Regions from separate parts of the Mus musculus genome. Here all the other regions are linked to region 1. A link is a loop called in an ENCODE intact Hi-C map of the cell type or tissue named here. Cell type or tissue: heart. All regions are shown on one strand. Region 1 has its middle 64 kb from the start of Gm33172. Region 2 has its middle 10 kb from the start of Gm32990. Region 3 holds the start of 4930526H09Rik (RIKEN cDNA 4930526H09 gene). Region 4 has its middle 7.0 kb from the start of Gm33172. Region 5 overlaps 4930526H09Rik (RIKEN cDNA 4930526H09 gene).

The links. Hi-C counts contacts between places; a loop is a spot of excess contacts. Peaks named below come from ENCODE experiments on the same cell type or tissue, not always from the same donor. Only the 100,000 strongest peaks of a DNase experiment are listed, where the experiment ranks them.
Region 2: a loop joins it to region 1, with 2.6 times the contacts of the local background. A loop is called at or near these places in 4 of 42 quality-filtered maps.
Region 3: a loop joins it to region 1, with 3 times the contacts of the local background. A loop is called at or near these places in 5 of 42 quality-filtered maps.
Region 4: it touches region 1 in a loop (2.2-fold over the local background); 4 of 42 quality-filtered maps call a loop at or near these places.
Region 5: a loop joins it to region 1, with 3 times the contacts of the local background. A loop is called at or near these places in 6 of 42 quality-filtered maps.

What each region holds. Positions count from the first base shown.
Region 1 is chr13:110,745,480-110,750,479 of GRCm38, forward strand. No RefSeq gene overlaps it. Among named protein-coding and RNA genes, the nearest start is that of Gm33172, 64 kb to the left of the region's middle. In heart, no CTCF peak of the experiment used is centred here; a DNase peak (open chromatin) is centred at 2,212.
Region 2 is chr13:110,555,793-110,560,792 of GRCm38, forward strand. No RefSeq gene overlaps it. Among named protein-coding and RNA genes, the nearest start is that of Gm32990, 10 kb to the right of the region's middle. In heart, a CTCF peak has its summit at 3,091; DNase peaks (open chromatin) are centred at 2,389, 3,059 and 4,969; H3K27ac peaks cover 618 bases.
Region 3 is chr13:110,900,375-110,905,374 of GRCm38, forward strand. 4930526H09Rik (RIKEN cDNA 4930526H09 gene) reads right to left here and starts at 3,472. Exons shown (of 3, transcript NR_131194.1): 1 at 2,995-3,472. It overlaps Gm38397 (predicted gene, 38397), which reads left to right and starts at 3,125. Exons shown (of 5, transcript NR_131193.1): 1 at 3,125-3,153; 2 at 3,393-3,450; 3 at 3,704-3,869. In heart, no CTCF peak of the experiment used is centred here; a DNase peak (open chromatin) is centred at 3,057; H3K27ac peaks cover 2,274 bases.
Region 4 is chr13:110,688,420-110,693,419 of GRCm38, forward strand. No RefSeq gene overlaps it. Among named protein-coding and RNA genes, the nearest start is that of Gm33172, 7.0 kb to the left of the region's middle. In heart, no CTCF peak of the experiment used is centred here; a DNase peak (open chromatin) is centred at 2,612; H3K27ac peaks cover 1,232 bases.
Region 5 is chr13:110,891,491-110,896,490 of GRCm38, forward strand. All of the region lies in intron 2 of 4930526H09Rik (RIKEN cDNA 4930526H09 gene), which reads right to left. Among named protein-coding and RNA genes, the nearest start is that of Gm38397, 9.5 kb to the right of the region's middle. In heart, no CTCF peak of the experiment used is centred here; a DNase peak (open chromatin) is centred at 2,591; H3K27ac peaks cover 707 bases.

The DNA.
Region 1 (5,000 bases):
AATCTATTTAAATAGATAGATAGATAGATAGATAGATAGATAGATAGATAGATAGATAGATAGATAGATAGATAAATCCTAACACCTGTGGTCATTATAGACATCTGGGGAAGACTGAATCATAAGGGTATATCAGGCTTTGTGTATCCAATGATGTTTTCTGGGACAGCAGTATAGACTACTTCCCTCAAACACTGGAGAGGCTTATATTTCTTGGGTCAAGGGATGGAAAGAAAAAAGAAACTAGTGCTGGCAGAAATAGCAACAAATCAACTGTGCACAAACAGTGTGGACAAAGTCCTAACAAATATGGCATCTAATAGCTAACGTTCCTCCTCTCATTTCTAATACTTTACCACAAACCAGCTAGACCCATTTTGATTCCACTGAAAAAGCTATCAGCAATAACACTAACTAGCCTTATCAGTCAACACTTTTCTTCCATGTTCACCCCGTATCTCATTCTTCAGTAAGAGGTTTCAACAAGAAAGAGCATGGGATTTTATTACATGTCTATGCAATATAAATGTCTATCTTAGAGGCATGGTTTTCATCAGAAAATTTTAATAAGCAAATATCTATCTACCTAAGATTTATGAACTATAAAATGGCTTACATCTTTTATTTGGGATGTTTCTTTGTTTTAGAGAAAATAATGCTTACTTAAGTTTATTCAGGGTGTTATGTAGCAAAGATACTATAACATCATGGCATTTATTTCTTAAAGAGTTTTAAAGTAGTTAATGCCATAGAGATGAAGGCACTGGTGTAAATAATGACTGAAGACAGCTTGGCTTCCGCCTTCCACACTGTGTCTTCTTGCTATATTCTAACGTGGTAGAGGATAAAGGGCAGCTTTCCAGAGCCTGCTTTCGTTCTTGGATGCCAAGTAGCTCGCCAATGCTCACCTTCATTCAAAAGCTTAGGAATGGGATTTCCACATGAATTCATGGAAGCATAATGTTCAGCCTGTAGCAAGTAGGTTTATTGTTATTTTAAATATAGGTCTACTTAATAATCTATACTGAAACAAGATAGTGTCAAATAAGCTAATAGTCTTTGCTTCTCAGCTGAATGTTATAACTTCTGAAGTACAGAATATTCTAGGGAATTGTAGAATATTCTAGGGAGTTACTCCAGGAGTTTATTCTATAGAATATTCTAGAGAATTATTCCAGGAGTTTATGCTATAGAATATTCTAGAAAATTATTCCAGGAGCCTATGCTATAGCATATTCTAGAGAATTAATTATCCCAGGAGCTTATGCTATAGCATATTCTAGAGAATTAATTATCCCAGAAGTTTATGCTATAGAATATTCTAGGAAGTTATTCCAGGAGTTTATGCTGTGCAGTTGAATTCTCAGGTCACTGGAACTGTTTCCACCAGGAAGCCATCCCTTCCTGCAGTGATATGGAGGTAAGAATATAAAGGGGTCCTGATATGTTCATATGTAACTCTATAAAGCAATAGAGGGGAGTCTTTTAGCTCACCCCTGTGTAGTACCTACCTTCTCCAAAGAGCTACACGGTTAATTCTGCCAGCACCATTCCAAATCAGACAAAATTTAGCTATCATCTAGGATGGATGGCTGTCACTAGAGCAAAATAGGAGACAATCACTGTTCTGATTTCACACATCACACACGGTGCAGCCACAGTAAAATGGAACCTTTATTGAACAGAGATGCCTTTAGCTACTGTGGCTACGTGACAATTAAATCATACTCACTGCAGAGCAGGTCCCAGAGGCATGAGGACAGTAGGGTGGATACAGGGTCAAAGAAAACACTAACTCTCCATAACTGGGACAATCGGTTCTTAACATACAAGAGTCTATTCATTTGGGATGAAATCCACTCATCTCCAGCATGTGTCAGAAACAAGTTGGAAAGGAAGCACAACAATATAATGAGGCGAGATGAATGGAGTTCACATGCTGGCAAGTGGCCTCTCATTCCAGCTTACTAATGTCTTTATGTCTGACAATTTCCAAGATACTTGTGTCTGAGCGCGGGCTGCCAGAGATGAGCCCAGCCCTTTAAAAAGCTTGGGGCAGAATCTGTGTCTCTCACATGTTTCTGCCTCAGCTTCCTCCTTAGCTCCTTGTCTTTGCAGAAGCCACAGTTTCCTGCCAGAGAAAGCCCCTGTGACCTGCCTGCTCACCAGTTCTCCGTCTTTGCCATGGCTGTGATTGCAATTGATTCTTCAGCTTGGCCTCAACTCAAAAGTGTTACTTCTTTGGGCTGTCTTGGGCCAAAGCCCCAGCTGGAGAGGAAATGTCAGGAATCGTCTTTTGTCACAGATAAGACTTAATGAGTCCAAAGCCTACATGATTACAGGAAGTCTGTAGAAAGCTGAGTGGTATTCTTTGATCATTGTTTAAAAGACATTTACATAGTCCCAGGGGCAGATAAAAATTAACATATAAAAAATACATGGCAATTACTTTATCAGTAGCTATAAATGTAAACTTGATGTGTTTGCTGCAAGTTGGGTGTGGTGTGGATGAAGATGTGGAGAGAAGAAAAAGAAAGTTCAAGTCGGAATAAAAAAAAAATAGTAAATCATGAATAATTACGACAAACCAAAAGTTATCAGCCAGCCTCTAGGCAGCTAACAGTGCAGCTTGGGTAATTTTACCTGAGACTGTCCGAGCTGTGGCCAAAGATACTATAATTTAAAGACAACAGTATTCCCACATTTTTATTCCCCGATTACAGAGGGAAGACTTTGGACATTGGGAGATTAAATTGGTGAGAAATATAATTATTTAAATTCTCTAAGCAAAAACTTCACAATTCCATCTTAATATAGCATTCCTGGAACAAAAGCACCTTTAATCTGTTGGTTGAACAACAAAGAAGCTTTGTCTCTTTTGCAAGCCGGGGGAGTTCATGGCCAAGGTACTGGTCGATCTAGTTGCTGTGTTTCATAAAAAAGATAAGAGACCAGAGCTATGTTTGGTGGGGGGTGTGGTATGGTGTGGGGGAAGGAGGTACCTCTGTGGGCTCATGCTGAGGCATCCCTTCCCTCTGAGGGACCACACACACAATGGTATAGTATAGAATAAAGTTTATTCATGGAATGGGGTGGGAGTTGAGAGAAAGGCTGAGAGAGAGAGAGAGAGAGAGAGAGAGAGAGAGAGAGAGAGAGAGAGAGAGAGAACACAGGACTAGAGGGAGTAGAGGCTGGCTCTGAGCAGGTGGAGAGAGAGGAAGGGGAGGAGGGGAGTGGGGAGAGAGCAGGAGCAGGAGCAGCAGCAGGAGCAGCAGGAGCAGGAGCAGGAGCAGGAGCAGGAGCAGGAGGAACAGGAGCAGGAGCAGGAGCAGGAGCAGGAGCAGCAGCAGCAGCAGGAGCAGGAGCAGGAGCAGGAGCAGCAGCAGCAGCAGCAGCAGGAGGAGGAGCAGGAGCAGGAGCAGGAGGAGGAGCAGCAGGAGCAGGAGCAGGAGCAGGAGCAGGAGCAGGAGCAGGAGCAGGAGCAGGAGCAGGAGCAGGAGCAGGAGCAGGAGCAGGAGCAGGAGCAGGAGCAGGAGCAGGAGCACAGCAAGAGCACAAGAGAAACAGGAGGGGCAAGCAGCTCCTTTTATAGTAATTCAGGCACACCTGGTGGTGGCCAGGTAACTGTGAGCCAGAGCCTAGAGGAAATGCCAACACTAATATCTGGCAAAGACCTGCTTCCTGATTCTCATATATCCTTCGGCTGTAGACTCTTTTATCTAAGAATGGAGAGAAAGGGCAAGCTAGCTTGTGTCTTTTGTTTGTTTACTTACTCATTTAGAAAGGCTCTCACTGTATAACCACGGCTGGCCTGGAACTCATAGAGTGGCTCCTGCCTCAACCTTCTGAATACTAGGATTAGAAGCCTTCTGGCCTTGCGCCTTGTTTTAAAGCCATTAACCCCAATCCTGAGAGTCCCATTCTCATGACCTATCAAAATCCCCAAAGATCCATGCCGAATGCCCTCTCACTTGGGTGGGATTTTGCACAGGCAACTAAAAACATTTGGTGCACAGCAGAATCACAGTTTGCTGTGAAGAAACTGGAGCTAAGGCTCAGATTAAGAGGTAGTAAATGGGAAAGACAGGGTTTAAACTCAGGATTTGCTTTGAAGTTCAAGCTGTCTTCTAGAAGCTAGCTGCCTAAGTGTCCTTAGGACATGCAGCATCAAACAGCTGGGAATTCTGTGATTTTCTATTTGTCTGAACACTTCCTTTTGTCTCTGCAATCCTCCACCATGACAGACTAATGCAGGTGAAAGGTTTTGATTACCCACTAAAGAGAGTCGCCTTCAACCCTAAGGATAGTCGGAAGAGATAGATGTATTCTTATAGTGCAAATTTGACACACTAAGATTTGAAATGCCGTTCATACAGTTCAGCCATCCCTCCAGCTATGAATCCATTCTATGGCATGGAGGTGCAATTGTTCTCTTATTGACTGACTTCTTGATGTGAATCAACTCCCACAGCCCTCAGGAAACCCCCAGTGACGAAATCACCTGATACCTTGAATTTGATAGTACTTTTTAGGCATCAAGCTTTTCTATGCTTTGAAAAACACATCTCTTAGAGCCAAGACAGATTTGTTAAGTGACTTGTGAAAACTTCCCTGTCACCTTTCACTAAATCTCAGCTCTTCAGTTCTCAAAGAATTGGATGGTGGAAGGAAGCACACCAAAGAGAGTTTATGTGAACAAACCTCACACCCTTCAGTCCGGCTGTGTTACAAGCTCTGTTCCTTCCAGAAATCACCAACTGTTGCTTTTGCTTCCATTGGCTTCCTCTTCCTTAAAATTAGTTTAGAAAATCGCCACTTTGATTTTTCATCGTTGTGATCACTGGACTTAATCCCCTGCTGTTGGGAAGGAAAGAAAATCTAAAAACAAACATTGTTATAAAAATACCTCCAGATATTGAAAAATGATTGCATAGAAAAGTATCCTGAATATATAAAGAAAAATATCCCTTTCACCTAAGCAGCATATTTTACTACTTCAA
Region 2 (5,000 bases), 190 kb before region 1:
CTGACCTTGAAGTTGCCAGAAGATCCTGCTTGTCTGTCTGTCTGTCCTGTGTGCCCAAAAGGTCTCAAGTAAGGCTCGCCATGCTTTGAAAAATATCAGCAGTTTATATATCTATCTTTTCTTTATATTATTAGCTCTTAAATAAAAGGATGATTATTATTTTTTTAAGCAACTTTGCAAAGCTTCTAAAATGAAAGGGTTACATTAAAGTGTTTTAGCGAATGCATTCATGAATAAACAAATTTATAACTACGTGTGACTCAGACATTTGCATGGTTCTTTGACTGTGAAACGCACAGATGTCTACACATGTGCAAAACCTTCAAGCGGAAATGGGAGCCCTGCTTTTACTGCTGCATGCTTTATGGTAAGTCACACTAATTTAGCATGTTTATTCTCCTCAATGTAAGAAAAGACTTACAGAAAACACTATTAAATTTCAGAGCTGCTCCTACTCATCACCGTCTCTTGAAAAAAAAAAAAAAACACTTCCATTTCTATTTTCCTAATGCAAAGGTAAGATGTCTCTTGTATCACCAGTGATCACTGGTGCTAGTTGCCAGTGGTTATATGGTGTCTGTCAGAATCAGCAGCAGAATATAGAGAACCCCCATGTAGGAGTGGCATAGGAACAATAGTGACTTGTTTTCATCTCATATCAGAAGAATCCCAAGAGATATTATCATATGTTAACATTTGTTGGAAATATCAGAGTTTAAAGGTCCGTTGTTGAGGGTTAAGGGACTTTTTAGAGGTAGCTTTTGCCAAGGCACGTGGATGAGGCTGAAAATGGAGGCGTGGCATCATGATGGTCAGGCGAAACCCAGCATCACGACTGCTAGGGAGCTTGGTTAAGTAGGAGAATTCAATGGCTTGTTTACTAAAAGGAGACCATTGCTGCTGGGAGCTTGGAGAATTGTTATGGTCCAGAATTGTTAAGCTTAGGGGGGAGAGAGAGAGAGAGAGAGAGAGAGAGAGAGACAGAGAGAGAGAGAGAGAGAGAGAGAGAGAGCAGAAATCGGCATAAGGAGATGTGGCCTGTTCTGGGTAGGATGTTCTCAAAATAACCAGAAAGCCCCAGTGAAGGCGTTAAGCTTGAGTGTTCTGTAAGATGACTAAAAGCTTTAGGAGTATTTAAAGGAGATGAACAGCAGGGAGGGACAGGGTAGGAAGTCAATCTGGCCAGAACAGAACACTTCAAAATGGTTTTATCTGAACGTTTTGAACCCTTGACACTGAGTCACTTAAAGGAAGTAGCCAATCCCCAAGGAGTGACTGAAGACACGGGATATAGATGCTGTAGCTTTGGGGTGCATTTCCCAGTATCTAGAAGTCGGGTACATATTTTGCCAAACCAGGCTGTCCTGCCTGGGGCAATTCCAAAGTAGAGGTGGGTGCTGAGCCAAAGCGATCTCTTTTCATGTGCACAGACCTATGCACCTCATACCACCACCCCAAACCTGGAATCACCATCACCAGCATCATTACTGTGCCCGGAGATATATTAGGAGTGGCTACAGCAGCAACAGGACCATCAGGGAAGAAGCAGAATTTGTTAGATGTAGTGATTAGGGTTTGGAGCTTTTTGCTGTTGTTGTTTTCGTTGTTTTGTTTTGATTTTTTTTTTTTTTTTTGCTTGTGGATGTATCTCCTGCTATTTTTTTCCATCAAAGGAATATTCTGTGACTAGCCCTATGTTCGAGGGCAGGGTTGCTAAATACCCAACAGTAAATGAACATTCATTTGAGCAGCAAGTCCTTCCCCATGCATGTGCTGTGTTGAAAGCTGACCATACAGCTGCTGTGAGTTCTCAGCGTTCTGAGCCAAAGTTCAGATCCTGGGGGCTTGGACAGATGTTCAGGAGGAAAGCAACTGTCCATTCTCTTTTGAATGCTAGCCTACAAGGATGCTTGAGATGGGAGGGGGGAGGGAGGGAGGGAGGGAGGGAGGAAGGGAGGGAGGGAGGGAGGGAGGGAGGAAGGGAGGGAGGGGAGAGAGGACTCAAAATCTTAGTGGCAGATCTGGGCAAAGAAAAGAGGCAGGTCCTTCTTTCCCATTATTATACTGGTTAAGAATCAACCGTGAGCAGAATAGGGGAGAAGTACTAGTAAAAAGGGGACAGGCAGGTCATGAGATCTTAATAGCTCTTGTTAGTACACTTACTGACAATGACGTAACGCAAAATGTCTGGATTATAATTCTAGTCAGGAGCACTGGGCACAGCATCACGGTGTCTGACTCCTTGCGCACGTGCAGAGAGCAAGGTTACTCCGAAAAGAGATGTAATTTTCCCAACCGGGGTAACTCATTTATTTTGATAGCTGCGGGCACACAAAAGAGAGCAGGCGTAGTTGTTAGTTGCAGGTGTTCTTTGGAGTGTGCAGATTGGCAGGGTCTGCGTGGTGGAAAACGTATAGACTTCCTCTCCAAATAGAACCTGGGAAATCATCCAACACGTCCCACTTTCCTGAGAGGAAGCAAGATGTGGGGACGGGAAAGCTGTGTCAATAAGGCAGCGCGGCAAAGGCTTTTGTGATTGTTTTCGTATCATAAATATTCTGCTGCCCAGCTTATGAGCGTGTGATTCCAAACAATGGTAATTTGCTGACATTCTTCAACAAAACTGTGAAGGACTCGGGCTTGCGGTCCCTTCTCGCGGAATCCTCTGTACAATAACACAGAGAGGAAATTTCACGACTTGGGCCACCCTTATGAAACCACAAACGCTAATTAAGACGAGGAAGACTGAATTTCCACCCTGTAATAGGCCCAGAAAGATGACCACGTGAGCTTCGCAGGAGGAGTTTCCTGCTTTGGTGCATAGCTTCATTTCTAGGATAATTTTGAGCTTCGTTCCAGAAGTAATTTATCCGACAGTTCAGGGTCTGTTTCCCCAAATACCTCTGTGAGGCTTCCAACAGACATTAAACTAACTCACCTTCATGGATCCAGTGTTACAGTAGCACAGTTTCTCATGTATGACATTTATCCATTCAGACTTAATCACACAACTTGCCAATTCAACTCAGTCAGCCCCTCCTCTTCTTCCTCTGGCTGCAATGGCCCCAGACATCCTCTAGGTCATCTTTCCTCAGCAGCAGCTGCTGCTTCTAGGTGACAGCAAAGCAGAGCAAAGAGAGGCATCGCACCTCTTGAAGTTCCAGATACTGGGTTCTGTAGCCTAATCTGGAAGACAGTTCAGGGTTAGACACATCTCTGAGGACAGTAATCCTTATGTCTGAGTTACCTTGACAAAACTCCGAAATCAAAGCTGGGTCTATGGCAAGTTTGTTTCATTATAAGGGCAACAATGTATCATTTGTCATCTGAAGGGAAGCTTTGCGTCTTAACAGCTACTGAATAGGCATGGAGAGAGCTGTCACTGTTAGACAAAACTATTTTCTTGTTTTGAAATGGGGGTCTTGCTATGGTGCTCAGGCTAACATTGGTCACCTGGCACATGCCATCCATCTTGTCTACCTCCCAAGCACCAAGGACTATAAGTGTGTGCCACTGTGTTTGGTTCTACTCATGCAATAGAGACAGGAGAAGACAACTGGTGTCATGTTCTGGACCAGGCTCTTCCCTTGAGTAGGATAACCTTATAGGGTGGCTTGACACTCAGGTTTCTCCAGGCATACAGCTTCTTATCTTTACTGATCACTCTAGGTCCAGATATAGTTCAAAATGAAGGAAAGAGACAAAGATTATAACAAGGGCCAAGAAAAGCAATTGATGTACTAGAGTTTGCACGTCAATCCACAAATCTTTACATGATCCATGGCCTTATATTCTAGGCATAATTCTGGTTTACTAACTCTTTTTGACATGTAAAGATTTCATTGATGTTCTAGAAATCAAATCTAGGGCTTTGTATAGGGTCAACAAGTATACCACAGCCGAGAAATATCCTGCATATATGTCATATGTTGTTCAGTATTTCATCTACTGCTCAGATTTTCTGTTTGCCAACAATGTATGTAACTATCTTTATTTTTATATGCAAGAAGTTCTATGAGACACTGGGCATACATGACATTCTGGTCTCCAGAAAAGTCATCCTCTGAGACTCAAGGAAAATAAACACAGAAGCAAAACCAGTGCCGTTGATAAATGATGGAGCAGAGGGGAAAGCAGTTGCTGAGACAACAGGCCCAAGCTCTGGGGGAAAAAATGCTAGCAATGACATATAAGCAATGACATATAAGATGAAAGAAGGAAGCTGGGCAAAAGTAAACCTGGATTATTTGCTATTTTAACAGCCGAAAGACAGAAAAGAAACTGTGTGCGTGACAAAGTAAAGAGTTATAAGAAAAAACATTACCTATATGGGATACTATATATGATGCACAAACCAAAGAATTGGAATTCTATTTTCGAAAAGGGAACATATAACTCATACACTCTTTTAAACATCTTTTCTTTTGACCCTATATCCCCTAGCACCGATACACATACATACATGCATATGTCTGCATACCCATGCATGTGTGTGTATACACACATATACGTACATCTAAGTATGCATATTGTGCTAGTCAGTTTTCTCTTACTTTAACAAAATCCTGACATAAATCAACTTTTAACCAAGACAAGTTTATTTCTCTCACAGTTTCAATTCAAGTTTGGGTCTGAGGATAGTGAGACCACATCAGATTGGAGAACATGGTGGAGCAAGCGTTTCACTTCATGATGTCTGTGAAGCAAAGAGCAAGGAGGAAGGGAATGGGTTAGGTGTCCAACATCCCCTTAAGTGCCTTGCCCGCATTGGCTTAAGGCCTGCCATTTGCCTGCACCACCTAAAGGCAACACCACCTCCGCTGTGGATCAAGCCTCCACACGGGCCTGTAGGTTACACTGAGTCAAACCATAGCACGCATAGATGTAGACCTTCTCCACAGGAGCTCTGTTCCTCAGCCCCGTGTTAGCCCAAAACAGCAGGCACTTATGTAAGAGGAACTCAGGCAGTACAAACTTCTTAAGGACACTCGGAACTTCTC
Region 3 (5,000 bases), 150 kb after region 1:
GCACTTCCGTGCAGCTCAGCTCCACCTGAACAAATTGAAGCCATTTCTCCTTTCAGTCATCTGTGCATCTTACACCTGCCCTTTGGGGTACCAGGTTCTAGGGACTGTGTCTCAAGGAGGCACAGTGGTTCTGAGCCCTCCTCATTTCAACTGCTAAGTCAAGGCAAGGTACAGAGGAAAGGAGTCCCATAGCATCATGAGTTAAACCTAGGAAATGAGAGAGACTATTGACCAGGGGATATTTAGTGAGACAGCTTCCTTTCTGGTCTGCTGCTACATAACCATTAGTTCTGGAGAATGGCTAAATTTGGAAGAGGGTAACCGAGCACATAAAGGGGAGGAGGTCTGTACAGTATCTGAGGAGAAACAGCTGATTTTTTTCAAAGGCATTCAGCTCTACCATATAATGGTTTTATGATTTTTCATCTTTACTTTCATTTTGTTTTAAGGCCCAGATACAGATAAAAACAAGACATCATCTTGTGTGTATACTACAGGAACTATAACTGCATGCCAGATCTCAGCATCCGTACCATAGGAAGGAATATGCTTCACTGGAGTATGAGGCATGCATGGCCCTTGAAAACCCATGCTTTGACTTCTTGAGTCGGAGACAGATACAGAGTATATGTAGGCAAGATGCGCAGTGCTGGATAACTTACTGTTTTTATTCAAGTCTAGCTTTCATCATGAGCCAGGCAGTTTATGCTTTTGCCATTTGTCTGCATAATAACTATGTATTTTATAATTATATGAATAATTGTTTACATGATTATCTTGAGTATACATTCAGTACATGTATTATTATATATACTGAGGTTTATAATAAATACACTTGAGGCAATGCTTCGGTTCACCACCCACATCCCCACAAAGGTAAGAATGAAGGGTTTGTTCTCCCAGCTTTGATAGGACTGTGGGAAATGGACCTCACTGCCATTCCTGTTTGGGATTCTTTTATCTGAATAAAGATGGCTCACCTTAAATGGCCCTGCTGATTACTGATTTGCTACATCAACATGCCTTTTCCCTGAATCAGCACAAATCAGAAAGGCCATCACACCTGGCTGTTACAGTGGCTACTGTGGCCAATCTCTTGTTGCGACAGCCTATCTCAACATTTTCTCTTCCAAGCTATAGTCAACTCTTTTATGTGGATTATTCTTAAGACATTCTCTAACAAATATGTGCTACTCTATTTCCTTTTCAGAATCTACTTTCTGTGGACATCTCCTACTATATAACCTCCATATTAGCTAATGTCTCCTGAGGAAGATTAAAAAAAAAGATTAAAAAAATTATATTAGCCCAAATTATGGATGGATTACGGATGACTTAGCTACATTTGGAGTTTGAAAAACATACAGTAAATGATATTTATAATTCAAAAGGAAATAAGCTTTTGAAGTGAACTCTGTTTTCAAAAAACCTAAATATTAGGAAACTGAGATGACCTGATTTAGAAATATATCAACTCTTGTCAAGTATTTTGTGTATGTGTATTTATGTATGCATATGTGTATATAGGTGTGTGTATGTATATATGTATGGGTATATATTTGTGTATGTGTATATTTATGTGTTGTGTATCTATATGTATGTGCATGTATGTGTGTATATGTACGTAAATGTATGTGTATATTGTTCTATGTGTAGGTGTGTTTATGTATATGTGTGTATGTATGTGTATGTGCATGGATGTATATGCATGTTTATATATGGGTGTGTTTGTTTATGTGATGAAGACAGTACACCCCTCAGCTACAGACTAATACTGGCTGTGGTCTGCTGGGGTTGGGGAAATCACTGTCTTCACTAAAGTGTCCACTAGTAAGTTATTTGTGTTCCAGTGCTCACTGGTTAAATGCAGACAGCCATGAACCAAAGCCAATCATTACCAAAGCCTTAAGTCACACAAGCAGAATGGGGACTAGGAGTTTAGGAGGAGTGCCTGTGGGGGTGGAGAGAAGGTAGGAGCTGTAGATGACAGTTAGCATCTGTTCCTATTAAGAGTGAACCTTCCACAGTCCTTTATTCCACCAGAGGTCTGTTAGCAGTAAGTTAATTTTAGGAATAGTAGTGAGAACCACTTCTTTAGACACGAAGTTCTATTCTCAATCAAATTTCATACCACATAGCCAGACTTATCAAACGTGATGGGTTTTACTAAGAATGTCACAAATCGCACAGACTTGTTCTCTGATCCGTTGGCATCATTCCATAGCCCATGCATCTCTCTGCCCCTTTATTTCCCTGGAGTAGGTGAAATCTTCCCATCTCATGTTCTTCCAGGGTTCTAGAAGCTATTTGAGGATGGAGAGTTAACAGCTGACGCTCTGACACCTTGGCCATAGCTGTCTATGATGACTCTGTGTCTTACATAGTCTTCATTGCATTCAAGACGAGCCATGCAACAGTTGTAGGAAACAAACCATCATTTTCATATTTTTGCATTCCTGAGGATTAAGTGTAAGACATTGCACATTCTAAGCAAGCAAGCACTTTGCCCACAGAACTTCACCTTTAGCCCTGAATTGCGGGAGAAAAAGGCTAAAGAGGAAGATAAGAGCCAGACAAAAAAACTTGACTTCCGTGATAAAATTCTTGGGCTTGATACACAGTGACAAGGAATTATTTTTTGGCTTAAACAGGAGCCAAATCTGTTTGTTTTAGACCATCATTCTGTCTAAAGTATGAAAGAAGAAACGGAAGGAGACTATCACTGTTGTGTCAGGAACGTCTGTGAGGACATGTGTACATGTATGTCTGTACCATAAGTAACAGTACAAGAAGGAGAAGGAGAAGGTAGAGGCTCAGCTGGAGCAGCGGTCCTTTGTATCTGAAAAGAGAACTCGCTTCTCTGCTCTGTGCTGAAAAGAGCCTCTGGGTTAGCAGGTTTCTGGTTAGCTTTGCCCAGAAATATTTACTGTCAGCAGCCTGAAAAACAGAAAACTTCAGGATGTTTCTCTCTCTAAGGCCTCAGATGACACTTACAGCAGCAGTTGTATTTCCTCTTTGGCTTCAGCTGCCTCTGTGCACGCATGCTCCAGTCCTGGCTGCAGTCCAGGGATCCCACCCTTGGCTGTGGAAACACTACTTCCTCTCTTTGTCCACACAGCCCAGCGCTGATTATAGCTTCCTGCTACAGCTAACGTGAGTGGCCTTGTCTTCTGTTTGGCATCTCACCTTTTCCATCATCCAAACCAGCAATGCTCTGAGGACCAATCTTTCTCTCACCCAAGATAGATTTCAAAGGTGTTCTTTATCAGATGGACCCCAACTGATACAAGAAGGGGCACATTTCAGAAACACGTAGGAATCAGAACTTTGGGAACTTTTTGAATATATCCTTTCTGACCTAACTTCAAGTTGGCCTCCTGTGTTGCTAACAGATGTATGCTGTATTGATTCCTCAGTCTTGTGGCTATACCTTCACTACAGCCATCCATGGTAAGCTAGTAACCTTAGAAATAAGAGATCAAAAGCAACAGGATGCTTGTATAAGAGGCAGACGAGGCTCTGCAGGGCTGACATGCCATAGAAGCCAATCATGTTCTGGATCTCCCAGGACTCAGACTTCCAGAACAAGAAACCTGTCACAAAGGCCAGATCCAAATGGCTCAGCTATCAGGACTTGACTAGGATCATCATGCGTGGTAACCTAACAGAAGGACGTTTTAAAACACTTCCTTTGGTCTTGCAGAATCCCGACAAAGGAAGGCCAGTTTTGAGTGTCAGTAAGAAGATAAATGTGAAGCGCATAGCTGCCTGCGCCACAGAAACCAGCACAGCGCGAGGACAGAATGGAGCATACGCAGTGAGCCTCACCACTTCAGAGACTTAAACAAACTGGAGGCATGCTCTGTAAGGTGATGGAGGTGTGGTGATGTGGCTGGAGCTCCAAAGCAGAGAGCTTACAGGAGAGCGGTCACCTCTCTCTGGAGAGCAGAAGCATTGTGGCCTTTGAGCTACTCGTGGGTGTTATCATGAGCTTCCTCTATCACTGTATCATTCATAAGCTTGCTTTCCAAATTGTTTCAGATTTACAAAAATGCCGCCAAGGTGGTATAGACTCCAGTGATTCTCAACTTGTGGATAGCAACCTCTTTGGAGGGTCATATGTCAGATATCCAGATAGATACTTACATCGTGATTCAAAACAGTAGCAAAATTAGTTATGGAGTAGCAATGAACTAATTTTGTCATGGGATTCACCACAGGGGGAGTTGAATTAAAGGGTCTGCAGCTTTAAGAAGGTTAGGAATCACTGGTATAGAGGATGTCTTTATTTCCCTCTATTCTGTCTGTGGTTAATATTTTACTGTCATATATTCGTCACAGTTTTTTTAAGTCAGTACATTACTGTTAAATAAACTCTTCACTTAATGTGAAAGTCACTAGTACCACCCCTCCCTTCCCCAGGATACCACTGAAGGGTTAAAAGTCTCAGGTAGACTGAGAAAATCCAGACTGGAAACTTGACTGGTAATAACACCTGGCTTCTATTAAGATAGATAACACACTAACCTCCTTTGGTGTTTTCCGCTGGGACCCTGCAGGGGAACTGACCTCAGATAGAAGCTTCTATCCCCAAAGTCATTCCTCTTTCCTATAAAATCCCCTAGCCCACTGTGCTAATGTAAGTAGCTTCCATTCACTCAGAGAGACCTCTCCCCTTCAGCTGTTCAGATTAAAGGGCAATTCTGCTTCTATATACAGAATATATATTTATATATGGTCTGTCTCCTCTTTCTTTTAACTCTGTGCTGCCTCTATCAATCTGGATCTAACTACCATCACCTTAACAGTTAGAAACATTTTAACTTTATTTTCAATCTATACTAATTGTTAAGGAGAAAAGGAACACCCTGAGAACTTTCCACAATCATGACTATTGTTCCAAACTCTAGGGATCTTCCTACAGAAAGGACATGCTGAGCTCGTTCAGTTGTGACAGTGTCTAAGGGTACAACAAAGAAACTGAGACTGACAGTCACAGG
Region 4 (5,000 bases), 57 kb before region 1:
TAAGCATCATTTAAGGCCCCGACTTGTTCTAATTGCTCAGTAACCATCTGCAGTTAACGACAAACTCTGTTTAAGCTTCGGCAGCTTTGAGGAGTCGGAACAGTCACTTGGAAAAATTTTTTCGGAGAAAAACAGCATAAACCCCAGGGATAAACATGGCTCATTTCTCTAAAGTGACCCGACAGCTTCTACAACGGTCATGACTAGCTAGGGCGCCGTGTTATCAGAAATATTTAAATGAGCCTTACCCCGGCAATCTTCCTCTTCTTCACTGGGGACTGCTTGTCTTACTGGGGTTCTGTTTACTTTGCCTCTTTTCCGTTCATAAAGACATATGTGGAGAGAAACGATGACATATTTAAGAAAACTAATAGGATTTACGTGTCCATCCCCAATCAATGGCCTGAATCGCCCTAGGAGTAATCCCGGTTCCAGTGGAGATTAAAAGTTCAAGAAGGTCACATGAAAAACAAATAAAAGCACCAGAAGGAGACTACTCTGCACTTGGATTGGATTACTTTCCTTTGGCACATGTTCTGTTTTCTTGTGATGGCTCATTTTGGCTATGACAGGGAGCTGTGGCAATAACCACACCCCCTGATGGTGAGGGACTGCTCAGTTCTGAAAGGTTTGCAAAATTAGTAATGAGGGCTTGATTTCAGGCATGGGACTCCTGCCTGCCTTGATATCTCTGTGTTTGCTTGTTTCTCCATGTAGCATCAAAGTATATTACTTAATAACCTATGAAATGGAGGATCCTAGAGCTAGTGAGAAAATTGCTGTGGTCTCAACAAAATTCAAAAAATTTAAAAGAGGATATTCAATATACTCTTCCCAGAAAGTAAAAAAAAAAAAAAAAAATCCAAAATTCATGTGAGACCAGAAGAGATCCCAAATAATCAAAGCACTCCTAAGATTAAAGAACACACTGGAGGGATTATTATTCCAGATCTCAAGATAGATCATAGGGTCATAGGAAAAAGACCAACACAGCACTGGAACAAAAGCAAACTTGCAGACTAATGGAACAAAACAGAAGACCTAAACTTGAGTGCACATGATGGCTACCATCTGATATTTTACAAAATGGCCAAAAACTACACCAGAGAAAATAGTGCCTTTAATCAACAGTGCCTGGAAAGCACTATCCACATAATGACTGAAGAAATTAGACCTGTACTTATCTCTCTACACAACAATGAACACCCACTGGATTAAAAACCTCGATGTAAAAGCTGAAATTGGGAGAACACACAGGAAGCTATATACATATTACCAGGCATAGACATAGAAAAAGAATTTCTTACTAGGACCCCATTCACTAAAGAATGAAGGCCAGCAATTGGCAACTGGGACCTCATAAAACTAAAAAGCATCTGCATAACTAAGGAAACTTCAGTGTAATGAAGAAAACACCCACAGAGCAAGAAAGAATCTTTGTGAGCTATTTACCTCTCAGTCAAGAAATCAAATAATCCAGTTAAAATATGGGGAATGAGACTGAACAGGGAGTTTTCAAGAGAAGAAAAAAATTTTAAAAGTTAAGATTGCATGAGAGAAGGCAGAAAGATTGTAAGAGCCAGAGACCCAGAAAGTCTCCTATGAGATTGGGTCTCCTAGACATGACTCTATGTAAGACCTAAACAATGACAATGTCAGTAGGGATACTAGAAGATCTGAACAATAACAGTATCAATAGGCGTGCTAACACAGAAGGGAGAAGATTTCTCAGGGCTCTGCCTCGAAACAAAGAACTATAAACAAGTGATCACTCCTGAATTGGTTAGGCAATACATAGTGGTCTTCCCTGGAATCATATATACACAAGCAACAAAGATGGACTCAGACGATTGCACTTACATATTTGCACATCTATGTATATCTATTTATCTACTATCTACTTTTCAAAGAGGCCATCAATTTGGACAGAATGGGGAGGGACATGGGAAAGGTTGGAGGGAGGACAAAGCAGAGGGGAGGTGATGAAATTATAGTTCAATTAACAAATAAATTAAACAATGAAATAAAATGCAAAGGGAAGTATGGTCAGTGGTGGTATGGGTATGAAGCAAGCGCTGGCAATATGTCAAATAAAACTGAATTTCACTATTAACATCCCTAGTAAATCCAGAGAGTGAGTGGTTCCTAGTAAATGTTCACTTCAAGGAAGTTACGATTACCCCTCCCTCTACCAGGACCTCATTCCAGGGAGAGGTGTCAAAATTGATGTAGCTTTGAGTTGGCTCTGTGTGGTAGAGCTTGATATGCAGTGAATTAAACTTACCATCTGGCAACCTGGGGCTTCTGTTGTCTCAGATTGTGAAGCCAACGTGGGAACACATCCAAGAAGCAGAGTGCAGGGGACCTGGTGGGTACTAGAAAGCACTGGACACATTACACTCTTTCTTTTTTATTTATAATTGTTATCCTTTCTGAATCTGTGGATGTCACCTTCATTTCCGGACCTGACATATTTCACTGGAGGTTCTTTGGAGAGTTCGGACTCTAATAACAGAAGAATCCCCTGGCAAGTAATGATCTTGTGTTGTAAAACACTCTAACCCATCACATTCCAATGGAAACCTGCCCACGATAATGAATTCAGAAAGGACGAGGAACTGGAAAGTTGCCCTCTGACTCATGGCTCTGCTCCAGCCGTACTTAGGATAATAGATCCGGGCTGGGTCTCCCTTGGGAAAATGTGTATTTTGGGAAGGAAGATGCCTGAACAGCATATAGAGAGGTTTCCTGTGCTGCCACGAGCAATTTATGACTTAATGAGTTTATTTATAGGAACATTATAAGTCCGTTATCATTTCAGAAATCAATGAAGCAGTTTCCAAAGGAAGTCAGTGATTTGTGGCTATCAGCTAACACAAATTATTTATCACAGGGAAAAAGAATCCCTCCAGAAAAGAAAACTGGTAACTGAGCAACGTAACAGGAGATAAATCCTTCAGGAACATTGAATACAGTTTTGTAAGAATAAATGTTGCTTAAACAAAAGGCCATAGTGTGTCTACTGGTTAAACATCTTAAAAAGCTTTTAGAACTCTTCTTTTCTGATTGTGACTAGGACTTAATGCAGAGAGCTGCCATTCGCGAAGAACTCACTGCTACCCTGTGGATACCTGCTAACTACTCTATGTATGTTCTTTACCCCCTTCGATCTGATACCTCACAGAGGGTAAAAGGGCTCTGAGAGATGTGGTAAGTAATTATTAAAGAGATATAATGGCTTGCTCGAAACAGGGAATGATAAAAGGGGGATGATAAATGGAGTGATAAGTTCAAGTCTACCTTACTCTAAATCTATGTGTTTCCCCTCTTATACTAACACCACTGGTTCAAGTTATTTGATAATGTCTGAAACAGATGTGTTTGATCTGTTTCAGATCATTCATTTCACTCTACATTATAATATACAGCCAGATACACACATATCCAATTTACTTATCCATCCCTTCAAATATATGAGTCCGTTGTTCACCTATGGCAAACCCTTACTAAGCACATGGGACCTATGAATTAAAACTTAAAGCCTCTCATCTCAGCGACTTAACAGGGAGAAAAACCAGATAGCATTTATATTGCACATGTGCAACTATCAAAGAATGTACAAGATCATGAAACAGAATGGCAGCACAAATTCTCTAGGCCTGGCGCTGCACAACATCACCACACTTGTCAAATTACCAGCTATCTTTCCAAAGCTACTGACCTCAACTCCAATTGCAGATAACAGCAAGGGAGTTGAGACTGTTTATGTGGGTTTAGGGAAAGTTCCATCTGGATGTCAGTAGAGCGCACAGGAAAGGGTGTATTTCTAGACAAAGGAAATCTCCTTCTCCTAAATGTAGAACCTCTTGGAAACTGTTCTGAATTTAGAAATCAACTTCAACTGTCACTGTTTGTGAAGGGGGTGGGTTGAGGTGGAACATACACTTGAAGTAGCTACATATATCGCAGTCTCTTCTTCTAATTGCCTTGGCAATTCTAGAGTTGGATCCACAAGGACTCGTATACTATAATCTTTTATTGTTTGCACATGATTATTGTTTGCGCACAATAGACTGTACTTCTCTGTTTGGTAAAATTTGAATTTCTCTTTTAAATTAAAGCTTTCAATATAATGAAAGTAGCTTTCAAAAGTTGTACTGTTCATTCCTTGAAAACCTACAATGAACAGTTTCTATACCTCCTGCATCCTGGTGTTTGTTCCTGATAAAAATAGAAACACGTCTTATAAATATAAACAGAAGAAAAATGATAAGGACCAAGTTCAAGTTCTAGGCAGCATTGCATGCTGGGAAGCACAACGTACGTGATTTTTAGGCTTCATCAAAACGTGCATGAAGGCAAGTTCATGGTTACATCATGCCCTCTGCTCTCCTTTGTTTTCCATTGCTGCGATAAACACCAGAACGCAAGGCAATTTGGGAAGGGAAAGGTTTAATTTGGCTTACACTTCAATGTCACAGTCTGTCATTAAGGGAAGTTAGGGCAGGAACTCAGACAAGAATCTGGAAGCAAGAGCTAAATGGGAGACCACAAAAGAACACTGCTTACTGGTTTGTTCAGCCTGCTTTCTTGAATAATCTGCAACCACCTGCCCCTCAGTAGAACCACACAGTGGGCTGGATCCCCCCCCCACACACACACATCAATCATTAGTTCAATTAGTTCAGATAATGCCTTCCCAGACACCTCTGCAGGCCAATCTGAAAGAAGCACTTTCTGGACTGATGTCCTTCCTCCCCACCACCCCCAGAGGAGTTTAGCTTGTGTCATGTTGACAAAAACTAACTAGCAAAACTATCTTAAGAAATGAACCTAATGAGTCTTGCTTTCTTGCCTTCTGATTGAGAGACTAGTCTTCTAAGTGGCCCTAACCTCTCGGGAGCCTATCTAGTTCATATAAAGATTTCTGAACTCAGCTCTTCCAAAGTCAATGTCCATTGCTCACCACGGTGAAGCAGAAAAATTGACCACAGAAATAT
Region 5 (5,000 bases), 150 kb after region 1:
ACAGACAGCCCAGGCACACAAGGAAAGCCCCACGCCTCACTGGTGAGGTGGGATGGTATAAAATTAGTGAAAAGCACAGGTTGGCTCTGCACGTATCTTAAAAAGTAAAGTGGACGAGGGACTGCAAGACAATAACATGTTATGGTCATTTTCTAAATTTGTTTTTCTAGAAGAAAGATTGAAAAACTGGCAGAAATTTTCAAAGCATTTAAAGAAATCAGGGAAAGTGTAGGGCAGTTTGGATAACACACACAAAAAGTACCATTTTCTGTAGTAAGAGGGCCTAAAACTCTGACTACCAGGACTAAAATTTAATTATCAAAGTATCCAAGCTCTGGGGAAGGTTAAATTTCTAATGAAGAAAAAGTGCCTAGGGCAAGATTAGGACCCTGGCTGGAAAATAATAAGACCCTGGCATATTCATTAAGTATTTAGGTAGAAGCTCACAAAAGTCTTGAATTCCAAAGGTCCCTAAAATCTTGTAAAACTGCAGAAATGCCCTACCCACCAAGAGCTAGTAACCCTCCACCCTCACAGGAAGGGAATGTAGAACCCTCCCCCTGCACAAAATGTGTGTTTTCCACAGGATCTGTTCCACTTCCCTTTGTGGCTGCTTAGCAGATAACTAAGACTAGCTTCCAGCATAATTAAGCCAAAGATATACTAGAATCTCAAAGAAAGGAAGAACGATACTACACCGCAAAGGAGCTGCAACTCTTGGCCACTGTGCACCAGGAGGATGTAAGAATTGTACGTGAGATTGCATGTTGAGGATGTGTGATGAAGGAAACTAAGTATAACATGGATTTTGATATGAGAATTTATAATACTGAGAACACTTACTCAATATAAAGGATCTAGAATACTGGCAAAGACCACAGGAGATCATGCAACCTCAATTTATCTGCACATGACCATCATCACCCTTGTTCAGAAAGAGATGTGATCCAAAGCCAGACACCATTTACAGACTCATCAGGAGCTACAGGTTTTCTTAGCAGTCTAAAGAAAGAAAAGGAGGAAGATCAGGGATGTCATGTCAAGGAATATAGATAAATGTATGAGTAGGTTCAAATCATAAAAATGAGTCGATCACACGATGATCTCACCACATAGCATCCATTGTAGAAAGGGTATTAAACACAACTATTGCCCACTAGTTATTGTTTTCACAAGGCAATACTAATCATCAGGTACCACAAAGCCATTATTATATAATAAGGCAAGGAAGATTAAGTCTGGTACCAGGTAGCCCACTTTCTGGGTGTTCCTCTGCTCATTTACCATCACAGATAGAAAAAATGAAGCAATTCTGACTTGATAAGTGCATGATAATCAGATCCCAAGATTATTCAAGACTGGGGCTGTGGGTTATACCATAAGGAAGTAGTTGGAGATCGGAGAAGATAGGTAAACATGAGGGAAATCTAGAATTGACAACGAAGGGAGACCGTGAGTATATGTGATAACTTTTGAGAGAGGAATCCACAGCTTCACTGACTCCTGATTTCCAGTCTACCTGAAGAAAAGAAGTTCAGAAGAGTGTTCAAGAGTTACTTCAAATATGAAATGGACAAATCCAAATGGAGCAGGGATCATCTGTGGTAAACCAAGTAATGCTATGTTTGGTCTGCTTCTCAGGGTAAAGGTTCTTCCTGCTCCTTAAGTGCTATCAGAGCTCATCAGCTGCTAGTCCCTTCTCAGAGTGCTTAAACTGTAAAGAGCCCTATGGCCAATGTTATATGCCTGGTATTGATGCCCACAGCCAATGACTGTCTGTCTCAGGCCAGTGAAGGTCAAACCCTCGTGGATAGCTCTGAGGGTCCACTTCAATCCTAGACATCTCTTTAAAACTAGCCAGCAAAGATTCCGTACTTGTGTCTCCATCAACTCCTTCTGCCTGATCATTTTCTTTGTCTTCCCTTCCAGAGGTGTTTACTGTCTCCAAGAAGACCATGCAATAAGCAGTCTATATCCTCAACTTTATTAAAGAAGAAAGTCGCTTTGGAGTCTGGTTGTGTATATTGTGCAGAACAATCATCTCTCCTCATGAAGAGGGATAACCCTGCCGCGTACAACCTGTGAATTTCTGCTCAGCTCAGATTTTACTAGAGGCTTTAACTTGGCCTGGAAAAGAGAGAGGGGAGGTGACCCTGAGGCAAGTTCAGAGTTAGGGTTACCATTTAGTATGCCAAACACACAGATATGCCCCCCCCCTTGCTGCTGACAGTTCTCAGAGGCAGTGTTTGACACCAGGAGGCCCCCAAAAGACAAACTGTAAGATTACAGATGAAGCAGCAGAAGAAAGGGTACAGCCAACAACTTCTTAATAAAGATTGCAAGGAGCCAAGTTTTTATTCCAAATAACCATAACCTTGGCAGACGAAGAGAATTCTGAGGACAGAAGAAAAGCTCCAAGTGTTTATATAATTTCAACAGGGGAAGACCTTACAGAACCTAGGAAGGGTGGGACCACCAGGGCCTGGCTACCACACTGTGATGATTACCCCCTAACATGTTGGAAATTCACCTTTAAACCTTGTTTGAGTCAAAAAGTACAATAGGCAATTCATTCATTTCCTCCCACGGGACCCAGCGCATGTGGCCATCTCCTGAGGAAGGCAATCATCGCCTCAGGGTGGTCTGCCCGAGCATCCGTCCAAGCCTTGATTTAGAGGAAGCTGGATCCTTGTGAGTGTCTCAGAAGTATAAGCACAAGATTGGAAAGCAAGATTGGGAAGTGTCTGTGTGCTGTACTTCTCAGTTTGACACACACGCAGCTTCAAATCCCACAAGATACTTTTCCTAGATTATTTCATGTTCATTAATTATCTTCATCCCAGCTTCTAGGTAGAAGAATTTCTATTAACTTGTTTTTTTTCCTTTGTTTTCTTTTTTTTGAAGCTCTTCTCTTCAAATTGCATTCTTTTTGTATGCTATAATGTGGGGCAATATTCATACTGTAAAAAGGCATAGCCTATACTCACTGTGTATCGTTAGAAGCGAGAGTAGATTTGAAAACAGATTAAAGTGATAGGTCACAAACTGAAAAGGAAGTCCAGGCTGCCTTCTCTGGAGCAGTGGCCTCACTTCTGTATGTCTGCACTCCAAACCTATGCTGTTCTTCAGTGATGTACTCAATATTACCTCAGACTGAACCACCACCCGCCAAGCCCTTAAGGCTGGAGTGTTTCTTTTATAATTCTATTATAACACTTATCATGGGCAGTCTGTGAGTAACTGTGTTCTTGCATCTTGAAGACAAGAATCATGTCTTCTATATCTTGGACTTAAAGTAGAGGAAGAAAGGGGACTATTTTTTAAGTTAAGACAAGCTAGTTTTCAGAATTTATGTTTACTAGTTGTAAGTAACTAGCCTTTTGGTTGTTTTTCTATGTATGCTTTCTAAGTAAGAGTGATGTGAAAGATGAAGGTAGTGATGTTTATGAAGCTTTTCAGACATCCTCATAGAGCATCTTCTAATAGCTTTTTCATTATTAGCCTAAATAACCTTAAAACATCAAAACAACAACAACTAAGTATCCCTTAAAGATTATTCCCACCCACAGTCGAAAAATCAAAGGTATGAGGTTGTTGCTATCGTGGCCATAAATCAAATGGTAATGAACTGCACAACGTGTTAGGGAAATGTAAAGCAGCTAACCAAGGTGATTAGCAGAGAAGTCTTGCAAACTGTGTGGGTGAGATGCTCGCTAATAAGGGATGAGGGATGGCAGGGAAGCAGTATTCGGTACACAGAAGCAGTCCGGTTGTGAAATCTCACAACCACGGACCTAAAAAAAATGCCCACGGTGAGCCAAGAGCAATTCCAAGGAAGCCGAGCTGTAGGTGAAAACATCCAGGTTGGGAAAAGGAAAAGAGGAAAAGAAAGCCCTGAGTGAGGAGGGAGAGGTGGGGAGAGGACTGGGTGATAAGTCAGAGAGAGGTCAAGGGAAGGAGAGATACCCTTCGAAAACAAAGGCCGCTGTTGTGCCCTGGTCTACTAGCTGCTGAGTTCACTTCAACATGTGCTCGGAAAATCTCCCTTCACACTCATCAACCACGCCCAGCCCTTGCCAAGTTCCCGTAAAGGACATGGAGATGTCATGTACAGGTCACTGAAAAGAATATGGAAATATATTAAATGCTCTTGGTTATTTTTCTAAAAATATGAGGCGTGCTAATTGGACTCAGTGGAGTATTAAAAAACAAAAAAAACAAAAAAAACAAAAAAAACACCAGAGTCCATAAAGTTGGAATGGAGAGGCAGGAGGGAGTTGAAGTGGGTAGGGAGGGGATGGGCAATAACATAATACACTGTATATTTTTAAGGTTAATACTTATATGGTCAACTGGTAAAGATGAGGAATAAGTACGTAACAAAAGCCAGAGTCTGACCCAAGACACTTTTGCATGAGAAACACTACATAAAAATCTTCGTGACTGACGTTTTCCAGAGATCTCGCGTCCATCTCTTGTCTGTGTGGTCACCTAACACTATGGAGTTGTTCTTTGCCACTTCCTCTCTCTGCAGTTCCCGTTCCCTCTCACTAATTAGCTGCCAGGACTGCAAATGAGATTCAGAAAACAAGGGCCCTCTGATTTCTCATAGCCCGGGCTACTTCTGTTCTCTCGGGGACAGGAGATTGTGAAGCCTGGAAGAAGGCAGCTAAGAACAGGAAGTGTGCACAGCCATAAACCTTCATGGACTCCAACAAAATTCTCATTTGAAACTGCTAAGCTCTCTAAAGAGGTAATAATTTTCCATTGCCTGAAAGTTCACAGTAATAAATTGGCGATTATAGAGAGGAACAAAATTAATGACTTTCAACTCCAGATTTTGCATTCTTCCTTGGCAACCTCTGGGCCTTGGCCTAACATGAACCTCTCTCATAAAATAGGCACAGAATATTTGGTAGACATGGAATTAAATCCATTAAACTGATCGATTAGTGTTACAAGCCCAAGGGTACCAACTTAAATAAATATATAAACATAAT